2 separate regions of the Homo sapiens genome follow, and region 1 is linked to region 2. Evidence: read pairs that join two places in POLR2A ChIA-PET (ENCODE). Cell type or tissue: GM12878. All regions are shown on one strand. Links, peaks and the distances in the headings refer to the core of each region. The heading gives the core; the rest is flanking DNA.

Region 1 (2,916 bases), core at 251-2,750, 330 kb after region 2:
TCTGGTTGGATGCTTGGGGTTTGGAGATCACCTGCCCTGGCTGTGTTTTGTCCTCTGAATGGTTTTTCTCCAGGTACTCCCTTGACCAAAGGGGAGACTCCAGGGCCCTTGACCAAAGGGGAGACTCAGGATTGGTACTCTAGGACTCTGGCTGGCCAGCCCATCTGTGACCGGCCTTTCTGAGCCAGGATGGCCACAGGTGACATTGCCCCTACTGATGTTGTTAAAGGAGGCTCTGACCTTGGTTATCAGAGCAAATCCAGCGTATGTTTACCGTGCAATGTACATTTTTGTCCTGTTGTGTTCAGAGAATCAGAAGTCCTTATGGGGTAGATAAGGCCTGGTTCTGACGCCCAGAGTCCTGTTTATGAGTGGCTCATGAGAGGGGCCTCTGTTCTGTCTAGCAGGGTCTTCCTTGGGAGCTCTTAAGTAACCAGTGTCCTGGGTTAACCGGAATACCTCCCTCCCTGGCCTTGTTCTACAATAGAGGCTTTGCCGTGTGCCTACACAACCAAAAAGGAAGCTGTTTCTATTCCCAATCAGATCTGGAGATGATATTGAACATAATTCTCTATGTTAGGAATGTAGAAAATACACAGCATGGAGGGGATAATGTGGGGCATTTTGTGGTGACTGTAGATTCCTGGAAGTTATTTATAATAGTTGGCCTATGGGGCTGCCAACAAGTGCAGAGGCAGTTCTTCTTTCTACATGCTCTAAGGGAGAATCTATTTCCTTGCACTTTCTAGTTTCTGGAGGCTACCTGCCTTCTTGGCTTGTGGCCCCACATCACTCTGACGTCTACTTGTCTACTTCTGTCATCATGTCTCCTTCTCCGACTGTGACCCTCCTGCCTCTCTTTTAGAAGGACCTGTGATTGTATTGAGCCCTCCTGGATCTTGCAGGATAATTTTTCCATCCAAGATCCTTACCTCACTCACTTCTGTAAAGTCCGTTTTGCAGTGTAAGAGAACATATGTATAGGTACCAGGCCTAGGATGTGGATATCTGTGGGGCCGTTATTCCATCTATTGTGAGGCATGCCCTGTTCCATCCCTGACCTGGAGTGTACTTGGTTTTCCTTCCCACAGTAAAGGCATGCAGATTATTGAAGGGTTGTGTCCTACGGGGATGGATGCCAGGAATGAGCTCACTGGAATGCTTTCAGTATGGTTCCTTTGAGAATATGACTGTGAGCGAGGAGTCTGATGATTTCCGCCCTATCACCAAACCTGTGGTGCTGTAAACTAAAGCTTGACTGGCAATTGGAGAAGGATCATCTTTCCCTTTCTACTTTCTCATTTCACACTGATTTATTGCAAGTTGTAGCTCACAGTCTTAGCAAATGAAACAATTTGTTGCTCACTCCATCGCTGTTCATTCCCCAGAGCTGAGAGGCCTGCTTAGAAAAATGTTCTTTTAGGGAACAAATGCAGTGTGGAGGGGCTTGGCTGCTGCCAGTGTGGAGGGATCCACACTCCACACTCAGCTCTGGCCCTCAGTCTTTCCAGGGGATATTCCACGGCAGAAGTAGGACGCTTAAGGCCTCATGAGTCATGGGTAAGAATAATCCTGAAACTCATGATGTGGGTCCCTCTCTGACAAGGTGACCACAGAGATTAGGGCCAAAGTCAGGGCCCCAGACATCTCACTTCCTCCCCTTTCATGCCTCACTCATACCACTGGGGGACGGGGTCAGCACATTCTTCCAAAGAGGTGCCTTGTAACAATTGCTTTAAAGGAACATGTTGACAAGAAGGTTGCTAAGATTTCGATGGAAAGATGTTGAAAGAAACCGTGTGAAGAGAGCATCCCATCAATGATCAGCCAGTGAGACACAAGGAGGGGTCAGTCCGTGTGTCTGAGCCCATCCTTTTCTGCATTCGCTCTCCCGGCAAAGAAGAATATCGGCCCTATCCAGGGCCGAGCCTCATCTTCAGTCCCACCTTCTAGATGTGAGTCTGGCCCATGTCCAGTCTGGGCACAGCCTACTGTGGTCCAGGCTTGCGCAGCATTTGGCACTGGGGCAAGATCCCATATCAGAGTCTGTGGGTGTTAGAGGGAAAGACCACGGAGAGCCCACTCAGGGCCTGTGTGAGTCTGAGTCTCTGGCCCAGCTCAGCCTGCCAGGTCTCTGCACTGGGGTGTGGGGCCTGGGTATAGCCCTTAGTTAGGGGTTTCTTGGCCCTCCTCTGTCAATGTGCCTTGTTTATCTTGGGGCTCCATGGTGAAGGGTCCCTGTTGTCGGGGCAGGGTCCCTGGCCATAGGTCCACCTAAAAGTGGCACAGCCACACAGCAATTTCTAGCTGGAGGAGATGAGGTTCTCTTTCTAGCTAAACTCATATGTTCTCCAGGACACATGCAAGATATTATGCCTGTGTCTTATCTTCTTCCTCACCACAATCTCCTTGAAGGCAGAAACTAGATTTGCTTCATTTAAGCTTATTTACTTGTCTTTGTCTTCAAGGCACCTAGGCTAGTGTTGAGCACACAATGCATGTCACGTGACTGAGGATTACACGTGGGCCCTGAGAACTGCTCCATTGTGAATGTCCCTGAGCAGGCAGCGAAGGTGCTGAGGTGGGCACCTGGAGTCCAGCAAGGTGTTTTTAACCTGCTGTAACCTTGAATTCCAGCATGAGTGGGGAGGCATTTCTGCGGCTCCTAACGGTGCTATCCAGGGCCGCAGTGCTCTTGGCTCATGCTGCAGCTTCAGAAGATGCTGATTTGCTAGTTTTCCCTGAACTGTTTTTTCTTCTCTCTGAGATCAGTGATTCCCACCGTCGGTTTTACAGCACCCCAGGGTGTCTCCAGCTGTCTCAAGGGCTGGCACAGAAGTCTCAAAACCATTTGCTTCAAACAAAAAACAAATACACAGAATACAGCAGTTTTAGCTGAATTTGGAGGCAGGAAAG
Region 2 (2,916 bases), core at 253-2,752:
TGAGTACGTGTATATATGTATGTATGTGCATATGTGTGCCTGTGTGTCTGTGTGATGCCCAGGCTTCTCCCTAATGAGTCAGGAGTAGCATTCCTCTTTTTGCAGTGTTCTTGTTACCTGGTGTCTATATTTTAACTCCCTCACCCCTCACTAGTCAAGAAGCTGATTTGTAAGCCAAGCTCCTGCTTCTCAATTCTTTTTTTTTTTTTTTTTTTTTTGAGATGGGAGTCTCGCTCTGTTGCCCAGGCTGGTGTGCAGTGGCACGGTCTCGGCTCACTGCAAACTTCGCCTCCCAGGTTCAAGCAATTCTCCTGCCTCAGCCTCCTGAGTAGCTGGGATTACAGGCTCCCGCCACCACGCCCAGCTAATTTTTCTATTTTTAGTAGAGACAGGGTTTCACCATGTTGGTCAGGCTGGTCTCGGACCCCTGACATCGTGATTCACCTGCCTTGGCCTCCCAAAGTGCTGGGATTACAGGCATGAGCCACCGCGGCCGGCCTTTTTTTTTTTTTTTTTTTTTTTTTTTTTATTTGAGATGGAGTCTCGCCCTGTCCCCCAGGCTGGAGTGTAGTGGCACGATCTCAGCTCACTGCAAGCTCCGCCTCCCGGGTTTACGCCATTCTCCTGCCTCAGCCTCCCTAGTAGCTGGGACTACAGGCGCCCGCCAACACGCACGGCTAATTTTTTTTTGTATTTTTAGTAGAGATGGGGTTTCACCGTGTTAGCCAGGATGGTCTCTCGATCTGCTGACCTTGTGATCCACCTGCCTTGGCCTCCCAAAATGTTGGGATTACAGGCGTGAGCCACCGCGCCTGGCCCCTCCTGCTTCTCAGTTCTACAGCCATGAAATAAAGCCTGTATTGCTTGATGCTCACTTTTGGATCTGTGTATTGGCTTTGTGGCACCAAAGAGGGAAAGACCTCATTTTCTGGGGGGGACTGGTTTTGTAGGTAACATTCTCATTTTAGAAACTGAAGATCAAAGCAAGTATTCAGTTTCCTACAAGTGACAATTGGCAAAGCAGGAGACAATCCATCTGAGGGTGATTCATTAATTCCTTTGTTGGGACAAAGAACATTTACATCAGATCTTAAACTCTTCCACAGTCCTGGCTTGGCTGCAGGTGGGAGCCAAGGACTGGTCCTGAGTCAAAACCTACAGGACATCTGGGAGTAGAGGTTTCCCTGAGCCCCCCAAGTTTGGATCACTTGTTGCTTTGATCCTATGCTAGTTTTGTGCTGTGTGCCCACATGGTGCTGCCAAAGCCATGGTGGGGGTGGCAGTGATGCAAGCTGATTGGGCATAGGTGGCCCTGTGGGTGCTCAGCTGGCAAGGCAGGGGATTCCCAGGGAGGCGTCTACTCTGCTAAGTTGTGAAGCCCTGCTCTCCTCGCTCTCCTCAACTCTCAACACGGGCTGCTTGTGCTTCTGTGTTTCATGCACAGGTCACAGGTGTGTGTGTGCACCTCTTCCCCTTGCACATGCATGTGCACACACTTGCATACACGCGAGCCCACACCCACAGCCACCTTCTGAAACGAGCCTCATTCATCCTGTGACAGCAGCCAGGGACATCCTACTGTTAGGAAACGGATCAATTGCTAATTGATCAAATATTAAATGCTAGTTAAACACCGCACTGAATAATTCACCTTTTCTCATGTGAGCAACTTCGTAGCTACTGGAACAGGAAGTAGGAATTTTCATGCTGCTATCAGTGTTAGAGATGTGGGGAGGATATGTTGTTTGTTTTCCTGAAGTGTTGCGGAATGTGTGAGAACCAAAATCTTCACTTATTAAATTCAGTCCTGTGGGAATACAGTGTCAAGATTTCCTATCTCAGCCTGATGTTTTAAAGAATCAGGTGGCAGAGACATGGAGAACCTTGAGAGGAGAGGTGGCCTTCAGATCAATTTATTTTATTTTATTTTATTTCATTTCATTTTTGAGCTGAGATTTGCTTTGTCACCCAGGCTAGAGTGCAGTGGCATAATCATGGCTCACTGCAGCCTCAAACTCCTGAGCTCAAGTGATCCTCCTGCCTTAGCCTCCCAAGTAGCTGGGACTACAGGTGTGTATCACCATGCCCAGCTAATTATAAAACAAAAATTTGTATAGGCAAGGTCTTGCCTTTTTGTCTGGGCTGGTCTCAAACTCCTGGGCTCAAGCAATCCTCCTCCCTCAACCTCCCAAAGTGCTGGAATCACAGGTATGAGCCACTATGCCCAGCCTGGAAAGGAATTCTTTGGTGGGAGGAACAGGGAACAGCCTTGACTGGGGAAGAGAAGGCTCAGAGACCAAGGAGGAATCCTGTTATGGTAGGCTCAATCATGTACCCCAAAATGTCCACTTCCTCATCCCCAGAACTGTGCATAGGTTCCCTTACACAGCATCGGGGACTTTGTAGATGTGAACAAGTGAAGAGTCTTGAGACAGGAAACTTACCCTGGATTATCCAGGTGGGTCCAATGAAATGACAAGGGTCTTTTTAAGAGACAGGCAGCTGGGTGTGGTGGCCCATGCCTGTAATCCCAGCACTTTGGGAGGCCAAGGTGGGCGGATCACTTGAGGTCAGGATTTCGAGACCAGCCTGGCCACATGTGAAACCCTGTCTCTACTAGAAATACAAAAATTAGCTGGACGTCATGGCACATGCATGTAGTTCCAGCTACTTGGGAGGCTGAGGCAGGAGAATCACTTGAACACAGGAGGTGGAGGTTGCAGTGAGTCGCGTCACTGCACTCCAGCCTGAGTGACAGTGAGACTCTGTCTCACAAAAAAAAAAGAAGAAAAAAAAAAGAGGCAAGAGTGTCAGAGTCAGAGGAGATGTGACAATGGAAACAGAGTTCAGAATGGTGCCACCAAGACCCAAGGAATGTGGGCAGCCTGTGGAAGCTGGACAGGGCCAGGAACGCAT

Evidence for each region. Peaks named below come from ENCODE experiments on the same cell type or tissue, not always from the same donor. Only the 100,000 strongest peaks of a DNase experiment are listed, where the experiment ranks them.
Region 1: POLR2A ChIA-PET joins it to region 2 with 5 read pairs; 2 of 35 experiments call an interaction of 5 or more read pairs at or near these places.

The regions. Positions count from the first base shown.
Region 1 is chr5:133,530,048-133,532,963 of GRCh38, reverse strand. All of the region lies in intron 3 of FSTL4 (follistatin like 4), which reads left to right. Among named protein-coding and RNA genes, the nearest start is that of FSTL4, 81 kb to the left of the region's middle. In GM12878, for the core only: no CTCF peak of the experiment used is centred there; a DNase peak (open chromatin) is centred at 1,620.
Region 2 is chr5:133,859,948-133,862,863 of GRCh38, reverse strand. No RefSeq gene overlaps it. Among named protein-coding and RNA genes, the nearest start is that of WSPAR, 52 kb to the left of the region's middle. In GM12878, for the core only: no CTCF peak of the experiment used is centred there; a DNase peak (open chromatin) is centred at 1,333; H3K27me3 peaks cover 262 bases.